Regions from separate parts of the Homo sapiens genome. Here all the other regions are linked to region 1. The links are chromatin contacts, found by Hi-C or POLR2A ChIA-PET in ENCODE. All regions are on one chromosome and are shown on one strand. The core of a region is the stretch at or near the end of the contact, and the rest is flanking DNA. Distances in the headings are between cores, read along the strand shown. Region 1 holds the start of NSD2 (nuclear receptor binding SET domain protein 2). Region 2 overlaps CTBP1 (C-terminal binding protein 1). Region 3 holds the start of UVSSA (UV stimulated scaffold protein A). Region 4 holds the start of TMEM175 (transmembrane protein 175). Region 5 holds the start of TNIP2 (TNFAIP3 interacting protein 2). Region 6 holds the start of FAM193A (family with sequence similarity 193 member A). Region 7 overlaps RNF4 (ring finger protein 4).

Region 1 (3,571 bases), core at 86-2,585:
GTCTGTGAAGCAGGTGGGTAGCACTGAAGAGCTGCTCCTGAGCCAGGCCTGAACTTTATCCAATTAGTCTTGTCTTCACAGGGTCTGCGCGCTCTCTCTCTCTCTCTCTCTCTCTCTCTCTCTCTCTCTCTCTCTCACACACACACACACACACACACACACAAAATACACGTTATCTACCTAAAAACGATTAACGTCACCACATCAGTTTTGATACTATGTTTCCACTTGAATGTCAAAGCCCATCGTGGGCACAGAAAGATTCGTGCTGCAATGGGTCCTATACAATACCCTCATCCATTTTATTTCTACCGAAACTTAAGACCAGCATTTTTTAAACGCCGAGATTTTAAACCACGGTTCCTGTGAGTGGAGCAAAACCAGCCATTAAGTCGCCAGGTCCCATCTCATGCACTGAGGCTTCAAGGACTATCAATCTGCATCCTGGGGCGAGGGGAACATCCCAGGCGGAGGCCCGGACGCCGAGGGCGCGCAGCCCCCCAGCAGGGTACCCACACCCGGCTCACCCCCGCCTCCACCTGCCAAGGGCCGGACCGCGGCCCGGCTTCCCGGGGGAGCGTCCGCGCTGACCAACGCCCGGGCGCCGCGAGTGTCAACGCCAGACACCGCCTGCAAACAAAAAGCGACCCTCGGCCCGACCCCTGGCCCCGGCGCCGGCCCCGGGACCCCAACCTGCCCCTCCCACCGCGGCCGCCCCGGACCGGGGGCGCCGCACAAAGGCCGGCCCGACCCGCTCGGCGCCGCGGGAACAAAGGCGGCCGCCTCGGCCGGGCCGGGCACAGGTGCAGCCGCAGGGCCCGGCCGGGCCCAACATGGCCGCGCCCGCCCGCCCGGCCCCGTTAGCCGCCGCCGCCCGCAGGCCGCCGCCCCTCCCCTGCCCGGACTCGTCCCGGCCTCCGCGGTCCGCCCGGTCCTCCCGCCGGCCCTCAGGCCTCCGCGGTCCTCGCGGTCCCCACGACCCTCTCAGGCCGCCCGGCCTCCCGGTCCCCCAGCCCCTGAGCCGGCCCCTCAGGCCTCCTCAGTGCCCCCACTCCTCCCGGCGCTCCCGCCCCCTCAGGCCTCCGCGGTCCTCCCCGCCGCCCCTCAGGCCTCCCACAGCCCGGCCTCCCGGCCCCAGCCCCGGCGGTTGGCGGCCCGCGACTGTTGGGCGGGCGCCCCAGTGACCTGCGGTGCGTCGCATCCTCGGCGGGCGGCTCTCCGGAGCGGCAGGCTGGGAGGGGGCCGGGGCCGTGCGGCGGTAGGGCCCAGGCGGGGAGGGGGCGGCGGCGGCGGCGGGCGCAGCGCGGCCAGGCCGAGGCTCTCGCGCGCGGCGCCGACCCCGCCCCCGCGCCTCCCGCCCGCCGCCGCCGCCGCAGCCGGGGCCGCCGCCGCCTCGCAGAAGCCGCGGGAAAAGTGCGCGCCGCTGATTGGCTGCCGCGCTCGCGGGGCCCGCGGACCGGGCTTTTCAAATCCGCGCCGGGGCCGCGCACGGGCGGGGCGGGCAGGCACGCGGCGGGTGGGGGCCGCGCGGGCGGGCGGGGCTGGCAGCGCCGGGAGGGCCGGGCCGCGGGCCCCGCGAGCCGCCTCAGAGTAGCGCCGGGCGCGCGCCCTGCTCCCGCTACTCGGCGGCGCGCACCCGGCCCAGACCCGGCGCCCGCGGGCGCCGCGCTCAGTGACGTCACGATCCGCGCCCAATCACCGTCCGGAGCCGGCGCCCCCGAGCCGTGGGCGCGCGGCCGCGGAGGCTGGCGTTGGGCGCGCGGCCCGCCCGCGCGGGTCCCCAAGCTCCTGTCCCGTGAGAGGGGCGCGGGGCCTGGGGCCCGCGGGAGGCTGCTAGCGGCGTCCGCCTCGCGGAGCGGCAGTGCGGGGACGGGTGGGGAAACCGCCGCAGAGGCCCCGCCGTGGCGGGCCCGGAGCCTCAGAACAGACGTGGCGGAGAGGGTCAGACGCCACGACGGGGCAGGGCAGGGCGTCGTGCTCTTCCCGCCTAACGGCCGCAGGGCGTGAACGAGTCCCCCGGGCGAGGGTCCGACCCGGAGCTGGGCGCGGCTGCGGGAGGACCGCTCGCGAGGGGAGGACGCCTGGTCCAGGGGCGCTACCCCAGCGCCGCTGCGGTAGAGCCGGGCTTCAGGGGGTGGCGCGGGCGACTGCGTGCGGCACAGGGAGGAGGAGGAAGCGGCGCGGGCGAGCGGGGAAGTCAGACGCTGCAAAAAGTGGGCGGGCCGGGCGGTTGAAGCCGGTGTGATTTGCTGCCCGCCGCCCATGGAAGTTCGGCTCCTGCCTCCAGGTGCTGCCGGAGCCGGCGGCCTTGGGTTTTCTGTCACGCAGGTTCAGGGAGCCGGGAACACCTTCGGCCTTGAGCCTTAGTGTCTGCTCGAGCTTTACAGGCCCAGCTTGAGCCCTCGCTGAGAAGCGGGCCCAGGGGAGCCTGGCGAGAGTTTGGTCAAGGAGAGCTTTGTGAAAGTGCGCTACCCGGGCTATAGAACGACACCTCAGCCCAGGTCCTGCCTCCCCGGACCCACCTCCAGCCACCAAGGAGTGGCCACAGTTCACCTCCTCTTCCTCTCCCGCGCCGCCTCCGCTGCTGTCCCTTCACAGGTGCTGGGCCCCTGTATGGGTTGAGTTGTGGCCCCCCCAAAAAAACAAGGGTTGCTGCAAGACTTACTATAAGGCTACAGTAATTGAGACATTGTGGTACTGGTGGAAAAATACACAAATAGATCCATGAACAGAATAGAGAACCCGGATATAGACCACATAATGGAGTCAGCTGAGCTTGACTCTAGGAAATGGAATGGAGAAAAGACAGTCTTTTCGACAAATGGTGCTGGAACAACTGGATGTCCACATGCAAAAAAAAATCAGGCTAGACACAGACTTTACACCCTTAACAAAAATTAATTCAAAATGGAGCCAAGGCCAGTGGCTCACACCTGTGAGAAGTGTGAGCCAGCACTGTGGGAGGCCAAAGTGAAAGGATTGCTTGAGCCCAGGAGTTGGAGACCAGACTGGGCAACATAGCAAGACCTCGTCTCTATCACCAAACAAATAAATGAATTTTTAAAATTACGGCCAGTGCCAGGCATGGTGGCTCACACCTTTAATACAAGCACTTTGGAAGGCCGAGACAGGTGGATCGCCTGAGGTCAGGAGTTCGAGACCAGCCTGGCTAACATGGTGAAACCCCGTCTCTACTAAAAAAAAATACAAAAATTAGCCAGGCATAGTGACGGGCATCTGTAATCGCAACTATTCAGGAGGCTGAGGCAGGAGAATCACTTGAACCCGGGAAGTGGAGGTTGCAGTGAGCCGAGATCATGCCACTGCACTCTAGCCTGGGTGACAGAGCAAGACTGTCTCAAAAAATAAAAAATAACAAAAAGTGAATAAGCCAGGCACAGTGGCTCACACCTGTAGTTCTAGTTATTTGGAAATCCGAGGCAGGTGGATCATTTAGTTCTGGGCTATGCCAGTCAGGTGTCTGCACTAAGTTTGCCATCAGTATGGTGACTTCCCAGGAGCTGGGAACCACCAGGTTGCCTGAGGAGGGGGGAGCCAGCCCAGGTCAGAA
Region 2 (3,511 bases), core at 1-2,500, 650 kb after region 1:
CGAACTCCTGACTTCAAGTGATCCACCCATCTTGGCCTCCCGAAGTGTTGGGATTACAGGCATGAGCCACTGTGCCCGGCCTAATTGTTTCTTGACAGTTGGTTATTAGTAGGTAGAAATACACTTGAGTTTTGTAAACCAACCTCATATCCCACAGCGTTCTAAATTCTCCATGTTAGGCCGGGTGCAGTGGCTTGTGCCTGTTATCCTAGTGCGTTATGAGGCCGAGGCCGGAGGATCACCAGGAGTTAGAAACCAGCCTGGATGGCGTAATGAGACCTGCCTCTGCCAAAAACAGATTCTCTTGAATTTTCTCTTGCACACACTGCTGTGTCATCTGCAGATAAACACAGATTTACATTTTCCTTTCTGATCTCTGTACCTTTTATTTCTTTAATTTCTTTATTTTTGCCTTTTTGCATTAGCTACAATCATCAGCAGCAGTGAGTGTGGGTGTTACCGTGTTGATGTGGGAGAAAAAGTTTCTGACATTTCACCATTAAGTAGGACGTTTCCTGTTGGTCTTTTTGTGGTCTAATTAATTGGTCTGATGTTGAGGCAGCCATCCCAGCTCTTTTGATCAGTGTTTGTGTGGTATGTCTTTTTTCATCCTTTTAATTTTAGCTTATCTCTGTTCTTATATTCATTCATTCAGAGACAAGGTCTTGCTCTGTCACTCGGGCTGGAGTGTGGTGGTGCGGTCACGGCTCACTGCAGCCTTGAGCACTGGGGCTCAAGAGATCCTCTTGCCTTAGCCTCCGAAGTAGTTAGGACTATAGGTGCGTGCCACTGCAATTTTTTTAAATTAATTGTTATTATTATTATTATTATTTTTTGGTAGAGACAAAGTCTTGCTGTGTTGCTCAGGATGGTCTAGAACTCCTGGGCTCAAGTGGTCACCCTGCCTTGGCCTCCCAAAGTGCTGGGATTACGGGTGTGAGCCACGGCGCCTGACTTCTGTCTTTTATGTTTAAAGTGTGTCTGTTATTAATAGTATAGAGTTAGTTCCTCTTTCTTTTTTCAGTCTGACAGTCTTTGCCTCTTGAGTGTTCAGTTCATTTATTTTTAGTGTAATTGCTGATGATTTGGATTTCGGTGTCATCTGGCTACGTGTTTTCTGTTCATCCTTGTTTTTCCTTTCTGGCCTTCTTTTATATTAATCAGGTGTTAAATGATTCCTTGCATCTGTTGTTGCTTTTTAACCTATACTCTGCTTAGTGATCGTGTTTAGTTTTACTTTAGAGATTAGGATACGCCTTCATAACTCACTGCCACCCAGCATAACCTGTGAAGACTCGTCCAGGGCGGCCAGAGGCCCGCGGTGGCTCCTCTCACCCTCGGGCCGATTTTCCACGTCTATTATGCAGAAAACCGTACAAGAAGCTATTAGTCATGAGTCTGTCAAGGAATTTTTCAGTAATTTTTCTTTTGAATATCAACCGACACATCCACCCTTTCTGCCTTGTTTACGCCCCCCGATTCTGGCTGTCCTCGGGCGTCACGTTCCTGTAGCCTAAAGACTGTCTTAGAAATGTGGCTCACCAGTGACCGATTCCTTTTGCTTTTCTTTGTCCGAAAATGTGTTGCCTTTTTTTTTTTTGTGGAAGGTAGTCTCGCTCTGTCGCCCAGTCTGGAGTGCAGTGGCGCGATCTCGGCTCACTGCAGCCTCTGCTTCCCAGGTTCACGCCATTCTCCTGCCTCAGCCTCCCGAGTAGCTTGGACTACAGGCGCCCGCCACCACGTCCGGCTAATTTTTGTATTTTTAGTAGAGACGGGGTTTCACCATGTTGGCCAGGCTGGTCTCGAACTCCTGACCTTGTGATCCGCCCACCTCAGCCTCCCAGAGTGCTGGGATTACAGGCGTCAGCCACCAAGGCCTGTTCTTTAAAATTTATTTTTTAAATTCTTTTCTCTCTGCTTCTGTTTGGATGCCATCTGCTGACTTTGAGCCCCTCCCTTCAAGCTCCCGATCCTTTTCTTGCAGTTAGCTTTGTCCAGGGAGTTCCGTTTCAGAGGGATGTTTTCGTTCTGGAATTTCTATGTGGTTCTTTATAGAGTTACCATTCATCTTCCGGAAGCCTCCATTTTTCTGCTGTTTACATCCACACTTGTTGTCATCTCTGAGCATGTTTATAGTAGTTATTAAGAGGTTTTGCTGGCTGATTCCAGCCTCGGTCATCTGTGCGTCTGTCCGCTTCCAGTGTTTTGTTCTAATTAGAAACTACATCCTCCTGTCTCTTCACCTGCATCATCATAATTTCTTATCCTAAGCCAGACATCATGTGGAAGAGAATGGCAGAGACAGAAGTGAAGAATGGTCTCGCCCCGAACAGCCGCTGCTCTCCCGTGTCAGGCGTGGCCGGCGCCGGCCCGCGGCTTTAGCTGGTTTTCGCCACCGGCAGCCCGACTTCCGGGGCTTTGTGTTGTGCGCAGTGGGAAACAGCGTGTCGTCCGCCTTCTGCGCTGTGGGAGACGCCTTTCTCTGTGTCTGCCTGTGTTCTCTTCCTCCCCATTTGGTGGGATCCCTGGCAGGGGGCGTTGACAGACGGGCTGTTCTGCACCTGGGGAGCTGCCCGGGTACTCCGGCCGTGGCTGCAACCCTCAGAACTGCTGCTCCCACCTCCGCCTGCCGAGCCCTCCTCCCTCCTGCAGCAGCCTCGTCCCTGGGGATGGAAGGAGCCACCATGTTCCTTCTCGTAGAACAGGCGCCTCCCTTTCTAGGATGTAGTGCGTTTAGACGGTCCTCAGCTCTTCTGACTGGCCTCCCAGCCTCCCCCAGTCCTCTTCCCAGAGTGACTGGGGGTCCCCTGGGCGTTTGGGCCACGTCCGGCCACCCTGTGTGCCTGGCGGTCTGGTCTCCTTGGCCCTCAGGCCGCCGCGGGCCCCTCGCACGTGTTGTTCCAGCTCTCTGGCTCCCTTCCTGTCCCCTTATGTCTCCAGCAAGCTTGGTCTTCTCAGGGAGGCCTGCCCTGGCTGCCGCCTTTGAAACTGCGCCCACTTCCCACCCGCCCCGGCGCTCAACCTGCTTCCTTCCTGTGTAGCGGTTCCCTCTGAGGCAATGCAGGAGACACCACGTTCGCGGGCTTGGGGTCCTGTGTCCTTTGCAGCCATGCTGTTGGCTCACAGTGGGCACGAGCACTCTGCAGACCCTTCCCCGAGGAGGAGCCGGCCCCAGCCAGACACGGTGGCTCAAGCTCCACGGCTCCTGTGCTGGGACCCGTGCCAGCCTTGGACTGCTGGGGTGGGGGCAGGCACGTCTGCCTGGGATGGCTTTCTCTGCCGCTCCACTCGAAGGGGTCAGGACCTGAGCCCAGCGGGGCCTCCCTGGTCTGGAAGTTTCCCTCCTGCCCCCTTTGCCGTCTCCACGTAGTGGTGGCTGGAATTGAGATGCCGGAAACATTGATGGGTGGATCGAAAGGCCAGCGGAGGGGCCTGGGCACGGAGGACATGTGTTGGGTGGGTGGAGACCCACTGACCAGTCCGTTTGACACTGAGTGGTTCATGTCACGTC
Region 3 (3,311 bases), core at 189-2,688, 520 kb after region 1:
ATCTCTGGCTGCCTGAGGGTGACGGCAGAGATCCCCTCCGGCGTTTTCCTTGGAGGAAGTGAACAGAGGTGGACATACCCTAAAGGCGATGGACCAACTCGCCCATCAGCAAGCTCTATTCTTTCCCTTCGAAAAGTCCAGCAGCAAAGAAAAAGATGCACGTTTCTCTCTGAATCACATTTGTGCACTCAAGAACTCCTACAGGATGTGCTCCAGACCACACAAATGGGAATGAAGAGAAGCACCAACCACAGAGCAGTGGGGTCCCCAACGCCACACGCCCCGACCCCAGAACATGACCACCCGTCAGAGCCGGGTACTGCAGGGCCCCGAGAAAATGTCCTGGGTGTGTCCCTCGGGTGGTTCTCTCCCAGGTGGGGGCAGGAGGGCAGGGCCCTGTGTGTGTCCTGGGCTCAGTGGGCCAGTCAGTTACTGTTACTGAACCCTAAGACATACTTGCAAATTTTCTTCAGTTCCTTCATTTTCTCAGGATTTAGTCGGGGTTCTCCTGAAGTTGTGAGCTCTTCTACCAACTTCGAAAGTTTCTGATCCATATCTAGAAATAAGTAAGGCAGAGATGCTATATCACCATCTGTATTTTATAGCTCTCGGTGTTATTAACGTGTTTACTGGGTTCCACTATAAACCGAAAGCTCCGGGAGGACCCTGAGGCTGGGGTCCATCTGTGGGTGCCTCTCTGGGAAATATGTGTGTCCAGCAAGGCCTTTACGGCGGTGATTGCAGTTTTAAAAGTGAACCTTAAACTCGGGACCTCTACAATCCCGTGTGTGGGACGCTGCATTGAGGGTCGTGCGTTAAAGGAACCAGTGGCGCTGTCCGAATCAGCTTTTCCCCAACGTGACTGTTGCTGTTTCCCTTATTCACTCAGATTCCGCAGGGCAGCCTCCAGCAAGGCTGCAGAGGCCAAGAGGAGCCAAGAAATTCTGAGACCAATGAAAAGTCGCGTCCGGAGAGCAGGGGCGGCCCTAACGGAGGCAGCCTGCCCGGATACCCAGGGCCGAGCACCGCGGCGTGCCTGGTGGGATGAGGCGAGGGCCTGCCGCACCGCCAGGGAAAGGCCGAAGGACCCGGAAGGAAGCGCCAGGCGAGGCCGGGGCGGAGGCTGGGAAGCTGCGCCCTACTCGGGGAAAGAAGGGGCCCGGCAGGGCCACGCGAGGCTTGGACCGCGGGGTCGCTCTCGCACAGCGGCTGCACCGGGCGGGCGCGCCGGCTTCGACGGTGCTCGGGGGGCTGCGGCCTGTCACTCGGCCCAGGGCCCGCCCTCCGGCCCCGCCGCCGGCGCTCTCGGGCACACGGGACACGCCCTGGCCGCAGGTCTCTGCCCGGCGCCCGCAGAGCCCCGGGGACCGAACCGGCGCGACCCCCGCCCGGCAGCGTAACCACAGCCCCACCTACCGCTGACGCGGCCGCTCGCCTCGCCCCGCCCCTTCCGGCGGGGGGACCGCCCCTCTTGTCAGGTGCCCAAGACCTCTACCGCCATTGGCTGGCCCTGGGCCGGACGCATCAGGACCTGGGGTCACCACAGCGACGACTGCACCTACCGCTCGACGCGGCCTTTCTCGCCGTTGCCCCACCCTTTCCGGTCAAGGCCCCGCCCCCTAGCACGTGCCCTGAGCTCGACAGCCAATGGCTCACCCCAGCCCAGGAGGCGCAGGCGCAAAGACGCGGCCGAGGTCTGCGCGGTGACGTAGGCGCGCTCCCGGCGAGGGCGAGGCAGGCTGCCGGGGGTGGGGAGGGGGACGCACGAGAAAAAAGAGGCGGGAGGGCGCAGAAAGTCCTTAAAGGGGCCGCATGTACGGGCGCCGGGGGCGGGGCCGGCCGGGAAACTGAGGCCGAAAGGAAGTTCCGGTCTGGGCCTCAACGCCACGCCCGCCCGCGGGCTCGCAGCCAGGTCCCTTCACCTGCAGAGGGCCGGTGAGGACCGCCCAGACGGGCGGGCGCGGGCCCCCGCCCCCGAGCTCGCCCCGCGCAGGGCGCCCTGAACCCCGCGGCGCCTCCCCGCTCCGGCCTCGGGAAGGGAATCCCTGGGCGGGCTTGGGGGTCTTCGGGGCCCACCTCGGCGCCAGACGCACAGCAGGTACCCCTGGGCCCGGGCTGGCCCTGGGCGGAATGAGAAGCAGAGGCGCCGTCCGTCCTGCCGCCGAAGTCCGCAGCCTCGAACGCAGGGGAGTGCGAGGTCGGCTGCGGACGGACGGACCTGGAGACCGCGCTTGGGAAACCGTGGCTTCGGAGGAGCGTGGTGTGGACCCCACTCGCGGGGCGCCCGGCACAGGCCACGCAGAGCAGACGCCCGACTGGGCTCCCGGGGCTGGGTGCAGGGCGGGGGCCGCCGGCGGCGGGCCGGGGTTTCTTTTTCGGGGGGATGGGCGTGCCCTTGCATTACGGTGGTGGTAGCTCACAACTCTGTTAATCGTGTTTTTACAGGGTGGGTTTCAGGATGTGTGAGTTATATCTCAGTAAAGCAATTATTTTAAAAAGGAAAAGAAGAGGGACTCCCTGCGCCGCCCCTCTCTGCAGCACCAGCTTCTGTCCCTGGGCGTCAGTGGCTCCCAGCTCCTAGCTTGCAGCCAGCCCCGAGCCGCTCCTCCGCCTCACCCCTTCCTCACCCTGCCTCTTGCTTCACTGAGCAAGCTGCAGCCAGACCCTCCCTCAGCGCCCCTTGCCCTGTGCATCCAATCCCCGGCCTGTGGCTTCCTCCAAGGCACCCATCCAGCAGTTTCCCTCTGTCTTCTACAGCGTGGTTTTTTTTGTTGTTACTAGTTCTCATTAGTATAAAAGGGTGCCGTTTCTCCCATACTAACAAAACCCTCTCTTTATCCAACTTTTCTTACCAATTGCTAAGTCCAGTCTCCTTTACACTGCCCCGGGGTGTCCTCTCAGCCCTCAGGCTCAACAGCACAGCCAAGCTGCCCGTCCACTGCCCTCTGTATCCGCTGATGGCCCTGCAGCCTTTTTTTTTTTTTTTTTTTTTTTTTTTTTTGAGACAAAGTCTCGCTTTGTCACCCAGGCTGGAGTGCAGTGGCACGATCGCGGTTCACTGCAGCCTCCGCCTCCCGGGTTCAAACGATTCTCCTGCCTCAGCCTCCCGAGTAGCTGGGATGACAGTCACCCGCCACCACGCCCAGCTCATTTTTGAATTTTTAGTAGAGACGGGGTTTCACCATGTTGGTCAGGCTGGTCTCGAACTCCTGACTTCAGGTGATCCGCCCGCCTCGGCCTCCCAAAGTGCTGGGATTACAGGCGTGAGCCACCGTGCCTGGGCCACCGTGCCTGGGCCTGCCCTGCATCCT
Region 4 (3,191 bases), core at 77-2,576, 940 kb after region 1:
ACAGATGTTAGCTTCTGGGACGGCTAAGAGGCTGATGTGAGCTTTAGAATCCATTTTTGAGTTGGAGAACAAATAACTCTGTTGAAGGGGTTGCAACCTTAAATGACTATAGGAACCAGGCAGGTAACATACATGAGCCCATCTGGTCAGGCAAATGACTGTGTCTTACCTCAAGGGACCACTCTAGGTAATTGGTAACACACATCATTTTGGGTCCAATATTGACAGGTTTGATTTTTCCACAGAAGCTGGAAAACTAGGTTTTTAACATTTAGGCCTTTCAATTATTATTATTATTATTATTTATTTTTTGAGGCGGAGTCTCAGGCTAGGGTACAGTGGCGCCCGCCTCCCGGGTTCAAGCGATTCTCCTGCCTCAGCCTCCCGAGTAGCTGGGATTACAGGCACCCGCCACCACGCTCGGCTAATTTTTGTATTTTTAGTAGAGACGGGGTTTCACCATGTTGACCAGGCTGGTCTGGAACTCCTGACCTCAGGTGATCCGCCTGCCTCGGCCTCCCAAAGCACTGGGATTACAGGTGTAAGCCACCGCGCCTGGCATCAGTCTTTAAATGATAGCAACTAATTCACCTCCTGCTACCCACTCCCAACCCCCAAATACTGTGTGGGCCAAAAACTAAAAATGCATTGTCTGTGAGCCATTTCCTTATTATCCTATAAGGAAAGTCACCATTTCATCTCCAAATAGTTGGGCATTACGAACCCTTCCAAGTGGTTCATGAGGATTTGCTTTTGCCTTGGAAAATGTCAGGGTGAGAACGAACCTTGAGGGTCACAGGGCAGTCTCTGCAGTGTTGTGGTTGCCCAGGACGAAGGTTTTTCTAGCCCACGGCTCCCACTACTGGTCACTGCCCCAGGCCAGACCCTGGCCCTCTCCTCGGAAGACAGAGCAATGCAGCAGCGTTTCCCCTGCAAACTGCCTGCCTGGCTGCTGGGAGGGGGCTGCCAACCTTACTCACTAAGCGTCACAGGAAACTCCGACCTCCATGAGACGAAAACCAAGTATTTACTGAAAGCTTAACGCACGCTAACTCCTTGCTCCTTAGCCAACTGAGAGAAAAATTCGCGAACCCATTCGCAAACGCGGCGCTAACAGCAAACGGGAGGCTGACTCCACCCAGAGGATGGCGAAGCGCTTAAACCGGAGACACCTGAGAAGGAGCCTCCCACAAAACAGACCATGTGGGGAACGGTACCGGGAGCTGGACTGGGGCGCTGAACTACCTGGGCGGGAATCGCCTCGGCGACTGTTCCGCGCGCCTCCGCTTGAGTCAGCCCGGCCGGGAGCTTGACAGCCGGAAGTTCATCGCAAGCCCGGCGACGCCGCGCACGCGCTGTCTCCGTCAGACCTCCGCGCCTGCGCGCGCAGCCAGGAAGTGAGGCCGCGGCGGAGGGGACGGGGCTAGGCCGGGTCGCCGCCTGACGCGACGCGTCCTCACGGGCGCCTACGTCACGGCGTCGAGGCGGAAGATGGTGCACCTCCGGGCCGGCGGTTGCTGAGCTGACCCGGACGGCGAGGGAGCGGGAGCCCGAGCCCGACCACTCCGGCTGCCGCGGGGTGCGGCGCAGCCACCGCCATGTCGCTGCTGCAGTCGGCGCTCGACTTCTTGGCGGGTCCAGGCTCCCTGGGCGGTGCTTCCGGCCGCGACCAGAGTGACTTCGTGGGGCAGACGGTGGAACTGGGCGAGCTGCGGCTGCGGGTGCGGCGGGTCCTGGCCGAAGGTGAGGCCCCGGGTCGGCAGCGCGGGTGCGGCCGCGGAGTGTTGTCTCCGGGACGCTGGGGGCAGCGTCAGCCCGGAGTGGAAGGGCGTGGGTTAGGGCTGGGGAGGGTCCCAGCGGGATCGTGGGTCAGGGTCGGCCAGGGGAGGGTCTCTGCCGAGGGCGTGGGTCAGGGCCAGGCGAAGGTCATAGCGCGGGCGTAGGTGAGTGCCTGCTGGCGGTGATTGCGGAGGGCGAGGCTGGGACCGGGTCGGGGTACTTTCTTGTCATAAGAGTAGGGTCAAGTCGGAGCAAGGCCTGGGGCTTGGGGAACCCCCTCAGGGTGGGTGGGGGAAGATGTTACGGTGAGGTGGGGGATGGTGGCAGGCAGGGAGCTTGGGTGGGGACCCACAGCGGAGACTGAGGGACGGTGCCTAGAAGGCCGACAGCTGGAGTCAGGAGGTGAGCGGTGCAGGAGGTGGGTTTAAGCCTTGGCCTTTTGCCGGACATCTGGGGTTATTGAGCAGGCAGGGACAGGACTGGACTTTGGAGGTTAGGGCTGGTTCTTCTACAGTCCAGGGAACTTGAGAGTTGGTGGGTGCACACGTGTTGCAGGTAGTTGCGGTTGTAGCCTGGGGGGTGGGGGGGTTGGCCGAGGGTAGACTGGGCTGTGTCTCGTGATCCCCCTTCGTCTTTCAACACCTCAGTGTTTCTCTTCCCGGTGAACATCTACTCGTGTGATTCCGTGTGTAGTACAGGAAGCAGAGCCAGTGGTTGTGACCTATATAGAACTTGCAGAGTGGACAGGTCACTCGGCTTAAGTCCTCTTGAGTCAGTCTTGAGTCAGTTTTGTCTCTGCATGCTATTTCTAGCTCCCTGGATGTCCTCTCCGTTCACACGGAATCGATCACCAGTGCCAGTGGGTCCCATTCTCTCTTGTGGATTTTCCTTACATTTTTTGTCCAGTGGTGCCTGGAGGTGTGTCATATTTCACTGGCTGTGAAGTTTATGGGCTAAACACAGTTGACTTGGGTGCGGAAGCGTAACTCTATTCTGCTGTATTGGCACAGGGAGAGGGAGTGAAGCGACACAAAAGCCCTCACCCTCACCAGCTCCCTGGTACCTCTCAGGGCTGGAGGGTTAGCCTGTCCAGGTGCCTGCTCTGTGACCAGACAGGAGACTATCCCAGAATTCTGATTATCACAAAAGGCCTGCGGAGACATTTTGACTGTAGCATTATCACACACTTTGTCTCCATTGTGGTCAAAACCAAACAGATTTTGGGTATGATTTGGTCAGAAAGTCTAAGCTCTTCTTTCAGAAGTGGGGGCTGAAGTGTGATATTCTTTCACATCAGTTGGAAGATTTCTCTCAGATCAAATCATTTATTCTGAAAATACTAGGTGGTTATCTTCATTCTTTAAGAAGTTTATTGTGGACAGGACTTGCTTTCTGGAACTTCAGACTTGTGC
Region 5 (3,543 bases), core at 401-2,900, 880 kb before region 1:
CACATGCACCTTTTACAGTTGAGGCAGAGGCTCAAGGTAGGTCACTGGAATGACGTGCCCCAGGCCACACATTAGCCTCTAACAGCTCTGGGTCCAGTTTTGTTTTTTCCACTCATGCCCCAGACAATCAATAGGCATTGTTTGTAACCATAGCCATGGGGACTGTAGGCTTGCTGTGCAGCAGCCACTGCACTGGACAAGCATTCCATGCACACTCCACCCTCTAGTCCCCACAACAGCCCAACCAGGTAGGGTGGGCACTCGCTCTGCCCTTCCTTCTGCTGAGAGGAAGCCCAGGCTCTGATGAGTAAGAAGGAGCCTTCCATAGCAAAGCCAGGCCTGTGTAGCCCAATGTCCGGGCCATAAGCACTTGGGTGGCTCTGGCTTTGCTTATAGGCTTGTCTGATTCTACAAGCTTGTGTTTTCCCAGGCTCAGCTCAGGCTTGGCTGTGGATCACATAAGGGAAGAAAGTCAAGAAGCTGCTCAGGGGCGGAGCCTGTGGGCAAGTGCACACACAGGGAAGACCCCTGCCCTATCCTGAGTAGGGAACCTTGGAAAGACCCCATGTGTGCTTGGGCATCATTGTGGGGAAGACTGGGCTGTGGAAAAACACTAGCGTTTGTCTGGGAATTTTGGGGAAGGAAAGGGATGGAAAAGCGAAAGGGTGGGAAGGGGCTGGTTTCCTGCTGCTTCTGCTATATAAGAACAGCATCTAGCAGGAAGGTTGTCCCGTGGGCCCATACTAGCCACCTTACAAAGCAGCGTCTGCAGTGGCTGACGCCTGTAATCCCAGCACTTTGGGAGGCTGAGGCCGGTGGATCTACCTGAGGTCAGGAGTTCAAGACCAGCCTGGCCAACATGGTGAAACACCATCTCTACTAATAATACCAAAAAATTAGCAGGGCATGGTGGCGGGCGCCTGTAATCCCAGCTACTCAGGAGGCTGAGGCAGGAGAATCGCTTGAAACTGGGAGGCGGAGGTTGTAGTGAGCCGAGATCGCGCCATTACACTCCAGCCTGGGCAACAGAGCGAAACTCCGTCTCAAAAAGAAGAAAAAAAAGGAAAGAAAAAAGAAAGCGGCGTGCGGGGCAGGGGGTTGGAGCTCTTTCTGGGCTCAGTGTCCCCAGGTGACGGAACACATGCCACGTGCTTGGTGCGCTGCGAGCTCAGCTCCTGGAGCTTCTGTTGCTGCTGTGGCCGCAAGGCCTGGACCCTCGCGGGGAGATTCAGACCCACACTTAGCTCCAGAGCTTGGGGGTTGTCGTTAAGCCCTTCCTTTCCATCAGAGGCTGATGAATCCCCAAACTCCTGGGCTGAGTTCGACTCTCCGACAACTCCTCAGAGGCGGATGTTTGGGGCCACTGGAATAAGCCCAGCACCAGCTGGGGTGTGGACAGCCTCGGGGGCCAGGCCAACTCTCCCGGACGGGTGCGGACGGCAGGGGCGGGGCCGGGCTGTAGGCGGTGGGAGGGGTGGGGCCGGGCGAGAAGGGGCTGGGCGGGCTGCCGTCGGGCGGGGCTGCGCGGGGAAGGGCGGGGCTGCGCGGGGGGCGGGGCTGCGTGGGGGAGGGCGGGGCCGGGCTGTTGTGGGTGGGCGGGGCGCACCGGGGAAAGTTCCGGGAAGGGCGGCAGCCGGCGGGGCCCGGGCGCGGAAGTTGCCGGCGGCCGCGCGGCCTCCCGGGCGGGCCTACAGCCATGTCCCGGGACCCGGGGTCGGGCGGCTGGGAGGAGGCCCCGCGCGCAGCTGCCGCGCTCTGCACCCTGTACCACGAGGCCGGACAGCGGCTGCGCCGCCTGCAGGACCAGCTCGCTGCCCGCGACGCCCTCATCGCTCGCCTCCGCGCCCGCCTGGCCGCGCTGGAGGGGGACGCCGCGCCGTCCCTAGTGGACGCGCTGCTGGAGCAGGTTGCGCGCTTCCGGGAGCAGCTGCGAAGGCAGGAGGGCGGCGCCGCCGAGGCCCAGATGCGCCAGGTACGAGGGCGGGTACCAGAGGAGCTGCGGGAGCGAGAGTGCGTGTGGCGGCCGCCGGGTCCTGGGTGGGTGAGCGAGCGGGCCCCGGGTCCTGAGGGGTTGAGGGGGTACTGGGTCCTGGGGTTGAGTTGGCCTCGGGTCCTGAGGGGTTGGGGGAGCACCAGGTCCTGGGAGTTGAGGGGGTGCCGGGTCCTGGGGGTGAGGGGGCCCCGGCTCCTGAGGGGTTGGGGGAGCATCAGGTCCTGGGGGTTGAGGGGGTGCCGGGTCCTGGGGTTGAGGGACACTAGGTCCTGGGGGTAAGGGGCCGTCGGGTCCTGGGGGTGATAGGGCAACAGCTTCTGGGGGGTGAGGGGACCCTGGGTCCTAGGGGAGAGAGGGGGACCAGGTCCTGAGTGGGATAAGGGGACACCACGGGCTGAGGTGTGCTGGGTCCTGGGGGGTTTGAGGCGTCACCAGGTGCTGGTGGAGGTGAGGGGGCTCTGGGTCCTGCGGGGTGAGGGTGCAAGGTTCTGAAGGGGATAAGCGAATGCTGGATCCTGGGGGGTTGGGAGGGCACTGGGTCCTGGGGGATGGTGAGGAGGCACTGGGTTCTGAGGAGGGGGGTTGGTGCAGTTCTTGGGTTCTGTGTGTGTGTGGTGTATGTTCAGGTGGGCTCTTAGGGGTATTTTGAGGTTCGTGTGTGGGAACACATTCCGAGGGGGGTGTGTGTATGCTGTGTGTATTCTGTGTGTATTGTGTAGTGTGTATGTTCCGGTTGGTTCTTAGGGGTGTTTTGAGGTGTGTGTGCGGGAGACACATTCTGAGGGGTGTGTATGGTGTGTGTGTGTACGCACACATGTGTGTCTTGGGTCCAAGGTCGTGTACTCATATTGTGTTCTAGAGTCCCTTCCAGCCCTCACCCATGCATGTGTCTTTCACTAGTGGCGCTTCAACTCTATGCTGGGAGCAATGGCAAATGCAGCCCGTGTCTGATAAAGGACACAAATCCTAGGCTGGGTGCAGTGGCTCACGCCTGTAATCCCAGTACTTTCGGAGGCAAGGCGGGCAGATTGCCTGAGCCCAGGAGTTCGAGACAAGGCTGAGCAACATGGTGAAACCCTGTCTACAAAAAGTGCAAAAAATTAGCCGGGCATGGTGGCACGTGCCCGTGCTCCCAGCCACTAGGGAGACTTAGGTGGGAGGATCACTTGAGCCTGGGAGGCAGAGGTTGCAGTGAGCCAAGATCGCACCACTGCACTCCAACCTGGGTGACAAAGTGAGACCTTGTCTGAAAAAATTAAATTAAAAATGGACACAAGGGTCCGGACGCGGTGGCTCATGCCTGTAATCCCAGCACTTTGGGAGGCCAAGGCGGCGGATCACGAGGTCAGGAGATTGAGACCATCCTGGCTAACATGGTGAAAACCCATCTCTACTAAAAATACAAAAAATTAGCTGGGCGTGGTGGCGGGCGCCTGTAGTCCCAGCTACTTGGGAGGCGGAGGCAGGAGAATGGCATGAACCCGGGCGGCGGAGCTTGCAGTGAGCCGAGATTGTGCCACTGCACTCCAGCCTGGGCGACAGAGCGAGAC
Region 6 (3,534 bases), core at 125-2,624, 670 kb before region 1:
CAATTGCATACCCACTTATAAATAGTGTACCCTCTGAAATGTTGTGACCAACGGTTGAATAAAAGTGGCAGGAATCCATAATTGGTAGGTGCAATGTGTGCTAGCTGTCTTCATAAACAAAACTGAAAAAAATCACCTTTCAAATTCCTTAAGTTCGAACCCTAAATACATACCTGAGTAACCAAACCACTAAATACCCCTGAAAACTTAACAAAGCGGGGGAGGAGGGGCCAGGGCTGCCAGCTCCAGGTGGCTGTCAGGTAGATTTCAAATAACCACATAGGAGGACCAAAGGAAAACTTCCGGGAGGCCCTTCTCAATCATCACGCGCACGGAATAACGAAGGTGGCCAGAGAAACATTTCAAAGCCCTGGGAGCGAAAGGGCAGCTTTGCTCACTCCCGGAATCGCAGTCGCTCTGGAACCGCCGCAGCGGGCGAGGCGCCACGACAGAAGCCCGGGCCTCGCGGGTATCACCCGCCGGGTCCAGCGGAAGGCGAAGCGCCGTGCGCGGAGCTGCACCCCGGAGACGTCCCCGCCCGTTGAGGGGCTGCTCCAGCCTGCGGACCAGCCCGTCGCCGTGAGCGGCGGCCCCGGTGTAGCCCTCCCGCCGCCTCTGCTCAGGTTCTCCTCTCAAGAGGCTGACAGAGGCCGCGTCACGCCGAGCACGGCCCACCTGCCGCCCTGCCCCGGGACCTCGGCAAGCGCAGCGCCGCAGGACCCGTTATCCGCCCGCCCGCAGCATCCCGCTCCCAGGCCCGGGGCCGACAGCGGGAGGCCGAGCTCCGCCAAGGCGCGAGGGAACGGCAACCGCGTACCGCCATCGACCCCTGCCCGCTGCCGCCGCTTACCTCGAAGTAGCCTCCGGGGGCGGCGCCGCCCGCGCTCGCGCCCGCGCCGAGAGGCCCGTTGGCCGCCGCCGCGCCGCCCACCAGGCCTGCCGCGCTGCCCGGGGCCGCCAGGCCCGCGGCCTGGGAACCGCGCAGCGCCGCCGCCGGGCCGGCCTTGCCGCTGCTCGCGCCGCCGTTACCCCCGCCCGAGCCGCCGCCGCCGCCCCGCTTGTTCTTCCGGCGCTTGGCCCCGCGCTTGGCGTCGGCTGGGCTCATGGCGGGCGGGGAGAGGGGCGCAGAGCGGGCGCGGGGGCCGCGGGCGGCGGCGGAGGGCGGGGAAGGCGGGGAGGCTGAGGCGGCCGCGGCGGCGGGCGCTCCGGCCAGCCGGGGGGCGCTGCGCGGGGTCGCGTCCGGGTCGGGGAGGGCTGGGGCGGGCGGGAGCTGCGGGGCAGGCCGCTGGGCGGGAGGAACCGCGAGTCCACAGTCCCGGCGCCGCGGCTGACCAGAGTTAGAGTCCAATATGGCGGACACAAGGGGAAAGGGATCCCAGTTTACGTCGGGGGAGGGGGAAGGAGCAGCGGGGAGGGGGAGGGGTGTGGGCCCCCACCCCCCACCCCCACCCCGCCTTACTCCGCCCCCCGGCTCTGCTTTTCCCTTTGCTTGCCCACCCCCTCCTGCCGTTAACGTGCCTCGGCGCGCAGGACACGCCGGGAACTGAAGTCCGTGCTGCCCGTGCAGCAGCTGGGGGTACCCGGGGGTGGACCACGATTCCCGTCAGGCCTTGCGAGGCCGAGGGCCCGGGCGCTGGGAGGAGCTGGGGCCAGGGAGCTGGATGCGGCGGTGATGTCACCGCCTCGCTCGTCGCCGCAGGTCCCGCCCGCGCCGCGCGGCCTTCTGGGCGTTGTGGTCGGGCGTAGGGCTAGGCCGGCAGGAGGCCGCGCCGCCGCCCGCGAGGCAAACTACACGGCTGGCGGCAGGGAGTTCCGCCTCTCTGACCGGTGTCCGCTGCCCGCCCGCCCCGCCCGCCTCGCCCGCGCCCCTGTCCGCCGCCCAGGTGCCGCAGACCGGCGCGGCTCCCGGGATGCACCAGGGGCGGCGCGGCGCGGCCCTGGCCTCGCCAGGAACGCCCGGTGACCTTGGGCTAGTCTAGTTCTGGTCCAGATGACTCAGTGAGGACCACAGAATCCCTGCCTCGTGGGCTGGGCGGGGGTTCGGGCAGCGCTGGAAAGCCGGGCGCGGTGCGGTGGGGTCCGCCTGGGTGCGGAGGCAGCGGCGGAGCCGGCGAATCTTGGACCGGGCCTGGGGCTGGGACACGCCGGTCGGTTCCCCGAGAACCCCTCGCCTAAAGGGTGCTCTTCCCGAGCCCGCCCTCTCCCTGCTATCCCGTTAAGCCCTCTCCAGTGGTCCCGGTGCCTTGCTAATCCACGGGGCCCTAGGACGATCCGGCCGTGTCCCACACCCTCGCACTCACGCACCTCGGGGACGACTAGCCGGGTCAGACCCTCGCAGACGTCCAGATCAGAAATAAGGGCTTGCGTCTGGACCCTCCTCCCTCCGCGGCCTTGCAGACATCTGCGAGCCCCAGGCAGAGCTCTGCCCTGAGACCCGGGCCACGGGGGGACCCTGCCGGCGGCTCCGCCCCCTGGAGGGCCCCGCTTACCACAGACACAGAGGCACAAAGGACATGATTTCCCCTTTTTGGTTCCACCGGTGGTGTCAGGCCGAGAGGCGGCGGGCTTGGCATTGGGATGTACGGCCTGCCAGGCTCCCCTTGCAGCGTTAACCGAGCTCTACTGTTCGTCCTGGGTCCCCGCAACCCGCCCCAGCTGCAGCCACAGCCTCCTGATCCTCTGACCCATTCTTCATGACACAAGCAGAAATCTCATGTGATCAGAAGAAAGCTACCCTTAAAGCCATTCAGATACCATCCTAGACGAAAAAAGGCCCCCCGCCCCATCAGGGTCTTGGATGATCCTGCCACTGAACATGGATTTTGAGAGAGCGGGTAGGAATGCGTTTCTGGCCTCTTTTTCAGTGTCATAGGCTGTCCCTGCCCCTTGCCTCAACCCCTGTCCTTTCCTTTGTCATAGCACATTGCACAGGATTGGGATTCATGATGTCACCAGTATCCCCAAAGACAAAAGGTTTTATTGGGCAGGAGAGAACCTGAGAATGCCTGCCTCACACACCTCTGACACCCAAGCTACTGCAAAGCAAGAGGCTGAGCACCCAGCACTCTACTATTTGCTGAATCAATGAATGACAATAATGACCATTAGGCCTGGGTGCCTTGGCTCATGCCTGTAATCCCAGCAGTTTGGGAGGCCGAGGTGGGCGGATCACCTGAGGCCGGGAGTTCAAGACAGCCTGGCCAGCAAAGCGAAACCCCGTCTCTACTACAAATACAAAAATTAGCTGGGCATGGTGGCACACACTTGTAATCCCAGCTACTCGGGAGGCTGAGGCAGGAGAATCGCTTGAACCCGGGAGGCAAGGGTTGCAGTGAGCCGAAATAGTGCCATTGCACTCCAGCTTGGGCAACGAGCAAAACTCCGTCAAAAAAAAAAGAGGCCGGGCACAGTGTGGCTCTCGCCTGTAATCCCAGCACTTTGGGAGGCCGAGGTGGGGCGGGTCATGAGGTCAGGAGATTGAGACCATCCTGGCTAACACGGTGAAACCCCGTCTCTACTGAAAATACAAAAAAT
Region 7 (3,319 bases), core at 511-3,010, 610 kb before region 1:
TGGGTTCTCATATCCACGAATGTTTCTGATCTCAAGAAATATCTTACATTTGGGTGCACATCTATCATATAGGGGCTTGTTCTCCCCGCCACATCAATAGCGTGTCTTAGAATTTAGAAAAGAGAAGCTACTGACAAAGGAAGACAGAGAAATCAGCCTGCAGAGCAAAGGGAAACACCTGATGTCCACACCCAGGCTGTTCCTAAGCCTCTCTCCTCCCACTTCACTGATATTGAGGCTTCCAAATACGGCTGCTGAAGATGTGCCTTGTGGCTGTCCTGGCCTGCACACCCCTCACCACTCTGAAACCAGCCTCCTGCATCCCTGCAGGCCCAGCTAGACCATTACTACTTCCCTGGGAAGCTTTCTGGAGCCCCCTCATTCTCCATGCCCTGGCCCATACAGCAATTCACCCCAAATCTGGTTTTTCTCTCTCTTTTGGGTTTAGTAAGGGTCAGGAGTCAGAGTTCAAAGGAATTTGGAAGGCTGGTCTTGGGGATAAGCCACCAAGAGGCTGGATTTCACCAGGGCACTGAGGTGAGACAGGAGCATTTCCAGCAGAGCATCCCAGCGTGGTGGGGACGTAGAAATGCAGAGTGAATGGAGACCTTAGCGGTCATGGGAAAGTAGCCCTCACCAACTACAAAGGGTTCTGGATCATGCAGGTGAGAGTCCAATGGAATAAGAAAACTAACAACAGCTGAGAGGTGCCTTCTCTGCATCTGCACAAGGCACTGCGCTTCCTAAATATTAATATCACCACATGTGCTCCTCACATCACCCAGTAAGGAAATAAGCACTGTTATGTTCCCCATTTTACCCATGAAGCAGCTAAGGATTAAAGTTAAGGAACTTCCCCAAAGTCATCCACACCTAGTAAACAGAGCCTAGACTTAAACCAGGGCAGTCTGATACCAAGACCCACACCCTCAAATAGGTATGTTAGTGCCAGAATCAAATACATCAATTCCAGAAACTAGCGGGAACACTGACGGTGATTTTTCAGATTTCTCAAATTTAGTGTGTTCCAAAAGGAACCCTTGCCTCCTCCTTCCGCCAACATATACTCCATTTCAAGAAAGGGCCCCACCATCCTCCAGTCTCTCGTCCAGTATGCTCTCACTTAGGTAAGCGCTACGAGGACAAGGCTCTATTTACTTTCTACCTAGCTAAGACCTTACACAAAGCAGATGCTCATATTTATTGAAGGAATAAATGAGGGTAAGAGTGGGGTGTTGATGGCGCCCCTGCCACTGAGAAAAGAGGAGCTGGGGTAGAGAAGTGGTCATTCCTAACTGGGGATGGTCAGGAGAGCCGGATGCTAGGTATTCCTAAAGCTTCCAAGGTGAAAGGAGAAACAACTCACGCCAAGGTATCTAGCTTCTTACTCTGCAAGAATGAGGCCATAAAACCCAATGAGGGAAGGGAGAACAGAAACAGGTGCTGAGTGTAGTTTTAGAAAAGCAGGGTGTGAGACACCCAGGGAGAAAGGGCCCAAGGTAGCTGGAAACTCAAGAGTGAGAACTCGGATGGACGTAGAGATTTCAGAATGTGTGAAAACTTGGGGAGGCAGGTAGATAGAATCTGTAAAAGAGAATTTAAAAGAAACAAAGCTAGGAGAACCTGGAGCCGTCACTCAGACAAAACCTCCTTCTTCAAGGAGGAGGAAGCAGTGAACAGCTGCAATGCACAGGCTGGGGAACTGAAAGGCGGCCAGTGAGCTCAAACACGGAAGTGGGACGCTGGTGACCTAAGCAAGTGGAAGCAGCAGCAAAGGAGTCGCAGTCCCAGCCCAAACGCGCTGAGGATCAAGCCGGGCTGTCTAGAGGAAGCAGTGCTGAATGGGGCCTCAAGTGACAGGAGGAGTTAATTAAGAAACAATGTATGTGGGTGGGGTGGGCGGAAGGGAGCAGGGATGTCCCACACGAGCACTGTGTGGAGGACAACAAAGGTGCCGAGGGTTCCTAACAAGCCTCACTGACTACACCCTCAGGACAGGGCCATCGAGGGTTTTGGGACAGAGATGACATGTTGAGATCTGCATTTAGAGACCATGTCACCTGTGTCTGGTGAGAACAGATGGGAGACTGAACAAGTCAGACTGTAGACCAAGGAGGAGACTCAGGGTAGCCCAGGTGAGAAGAAAGCCATGAGGCTCGGGGTAGTGGCAGAGTATAGGACAGAGAGGTGACTGACGGGATGGAAGCTGGAAGGGCTTTGGGGCTTTCTTCATTCTTATAGATTTATTATTTAAGGTCTAAGTAATTATTCTGTTTTTCTTAGAGGTCCCCCCCAATAAAGCTATTATAAGCACTTCAGATATTGACCCCCCCCACTCTAGCAGGAGTGTGACATATAATTATGTGTATTCATGGTATATATGTATACGATGTGCAGATGCTCCTTGACGTACAATGGGGCTAACTCCCAATAAATCATAAGTTGAAAAATTCTAAATGAAACACTGTAAGTCAGGGACTGTCCGTGTATGCATATGTGCATGTGTCTCTATCATACATAAAGGAGTCTGCTAATGGATAGAGACATACAGGCGGGCAGGAAACAGGAAGAGTGTTAGACTGGAACCAAATTCTATGACCCTATCTCATACCACTGTATTCCTATGAGCAAAGAGTCAGCTGAAAAGGGGCAGTGGGGAGCACAGCAGAACCAGAATGATATCGTAACTCTGCAGCCAGTCCACAGGGAGATGCTCTAACGAGAAGCTCTTCTGTTTAGCCTAGGCCTACACCAGGTACACAGAACCCTCAAACCCCACCTGGGAGGCAGAGTCTGATACAATTACCCACTGAAAATAAGAGACCTGGGTCAGGCATGGTGGCTCACACCTGTAATCCCAGCACTTTGGGAGGCCGAGGCGGGGGGGGATCACCTGAGGCCAGGAGTTCGAGACCAGCCTGAACAATATGGTGAAACCCACCCCCTACTAAAAATACAACAATTAGCTGGGTGTGGTGGTGGGCGCCTGTAATCCCAGCTACTCGGGAACCTGAGGCAGGAGAATCGCTCGAACCCAAGAGGTGGAGGTGAGCCGAGATCGCACCATTGCACTCCAGCCTGCGCAACAAGTGAAACTCAGTCTCAAAATAAATAAATAAATAAAAATCAATAAAAACAAATAATTTTTTTTTGAGACACAGTCTTGTTCTGTCACCCAGGCTGGAGTGCAGTGGTGTGATCTTGGCTGACTGCAGCCTCCACCTCCCAGGTTCAAGCAATTCTTGTGCCTCAGCCTCCCAACTAGCTGGGATTACAGGAACCCACCACCATGCCCGGCTAATTTTTGTATTTTTAGTAG

The links. A loop is a pair of places that touch in the nucleus more often than their neighbours do. ChIA-PET counts read pairs that join two places held with the same protein, here RNA polymerase II (POLR2A). Pooled maps may share reads with other maps.
Region 2: a loop to region 1 is called in a pooled map, with 10 times the contacts of the local background. The contact joins the enhancer-like site here to the promoter of NSD2 in region 1. A Hi-C loop is called at or near these places in 9 of 50 pooled maps. POLR2A ChIA-PET finds 5 or more read pairs at or near these places in 3 of 52 experiments (activated CD4-positive, alpha-beta T cell, activated CD8-positive, alpha-beta memory T cell and activated T-cell).
Region 3: a loop to region 1 is called in a map of gastrocnemius medialis, with 6 times the contacts of the local background. The contact joins the promoter of UVSSA here to the promoter of NSD2 in region 1. A Hi-C loop is called at or near these places in 6 of 168 maps with a recorded cell type or tissue (CD4-positive, alpha-beta memory T cell, CD8-positive, alpha-beta T cell, ascending aorta and 2 more), 14 of 37 single-sample maps with no recorded cell type and 29 of 50 pooled maps.
Region 4: a pooled map shows a loop between it and region 1 (23-fold over the local background). The contact joins the promoter of TMEM175 here to the promoter of NSD2 in region 1. A Hi-C loop is called at or near these places in 1 of 37 single-sample maps with no recorded cell type and 7 of 50 pooled maps. POLR2A ChIA-PET finds 5 or more read pairs at or near these places in 2 of 52 experiments (Caco-2 and activated CD4-positive, alpha-beta memory T cell).
Region 5: a loop to region 1 is called in a map of lower leg skin, with 13 times the contacts of the local background. The contact joins the promoter of TNIP2 here to the promoter of NSD2 in region 1. A Hi-C loop is called at or near these places in 1 of 168 maps with a recorded cell type or tissue (lower leg skin) and 10 of 50 pooled maps. POLR2A ChIA-PET finds 5 or more read pairs at or near these places in 1 of 52 experiments (Caco-2).
Region 6: a loop to region 1 is called in a map of B cell, with 32 times the contacts of the local background. The contact joins the promoter of FAM193A here to the promoter of NSD2 in region 1. A Hi-C loop is called at or near these places in 1 of 168 maps with a recorded cell type or tissue (B cell), 2 of 37 single-sample maps with no recorded cell type and 10 of 50 pooled maps.
Region 7: a pooled map shows a loop between it and region 1 (5-fold over the local background). The contact joins the enhancer-like site here to the promoter of NSD2 in region 1. A Hi-C loop is called at or near these places in 2 of 37 single-sample maps with no recorded cell type and 3 of 50 pooled maps. POLR2A ChIA-PET finds 5 or more read pairs at or near these places in 1 of 52 experiments (activated B cell).

The regions. Positions count from the first base shown.
Region 1 is chr4:1,869,157-1,872,727 of GRCh38, reverse strand. It overlaps NSD2 (nuclear receptor binding SET domain protein 2), which reads right to left and starts at 1,335. Exons shown (of 22, transcript NM_001042424.3): 1 at 1,186-1,335. It also overlaps the pseudogene RN7SL671P. RefSeq lists silencers at 902-1,601, 1,652-1,881, 1,912-2,171 and an enhancer at 1,905-2,406.
Region 2 is chr4:1,216,495-1,220,005 of GRCh38, reverse strand. The region is part of intron 5 of CTBP1 (C-terminal binding protein 1); the gene reads left to right. CTBP1-AS (CTBP1 antisense RNA) reads right to left here. Exons shown (of 6, transcript NR_104331.1): 6 at 1,415-3,511. Among named protein-coding and RNA genes, the nearest start is that of CTBP1-AS, 8.1 kb to the right of the region's middle. RefSeq lists an enhancer at 792-1,381 and a silencer at 2,730-2,799. Within about 2 kb of position 1,250, at least 3 of the 41 ENCODE cell types and tissues checked have a DNase peak (open chromatin) inside an H3K27ac peak, as active enhancers do.
Region 3 is chr4:1,345,335-1,348,645 of GRCh38, reverse strand. It overlaps UVSSA (UV stimulated scaffold protein A), which reads right to left and starts at 1,438. Exons shown (of 14, transcript NM_020894.4): 1 at 886-1,438; 2 at 457-556. The coding sequence starts at 554. RefSeq lists enhancers at 750-829, 2,675-3,197, 3,198-3,311 and silencers at 1,060-1,499, 1,740-2,069, 2,290-2,379.
Region 4 is chr4:930,595-933,785 of GRCh38, reverse strand. It overlaps TMEM175 (transmembrane protein 175), which reads right to left and starts at 1,326. Exons shown (of 11, transcript NM_032326.4): 1 at 1,246-1,326. GAK (cyclin G associated kinase) reads left to right here and starts at 1,470. Exons shown (of 28, transcript NM_005255.4): 1 at 1,470-1,743. The coding sequence starts at 1,599. RefSeq lists an enhancer at 885-1,204 and a silencer at 1,365-1,684.
Region 5 is chr4:2,754,443-2,757,985 of GRCh38, reverse strand. It overlaps TNIP2 (TNFAIP3 interacting protein 2), which reads left to right and starts at 1,650. Exons shown (of 6, transcript NM_024309.4): 1 at 1,650-1,972. The coding sequence starts at 1,697. RefSeq lists silencers at 1,188-1,327, 1,508-2,027, 2,048-2,107.
Region 6 is chr4:2,534,487-2,538,020 of GRCh38, reverse strand. FAM193A (family with sequence similarity 193 member A) reads right to left here and starts at 1,374. Exons shown (of 21, transcript NM_001366318.2): 1 at 851-1,374. The coding sequence starts at 1,105. RefSeq lists silencers at 371-420, 165-459, 461-620, 671-960, 1,041-1,140 and 3 more.
Region 7 is chr4:2,483,637-2,486,955 of GRCh38, reverse strand. The region is part of intron 1 of RNF4 (ring finger protein 4); the gene reads right to left. Among named protein-coding and RNA genes, the nearest start is that of RNF4, 16 kb to the right of the region's middle. RefSeq lists enhancers at 387-888, 1,392-1,671. Within about 2 kb of position 1,760, at least 24 of the 41 ENCODE cell types and tissues checked have a DNase peak (open chromatin) inside an H3K27ac peak, as active enhancers do.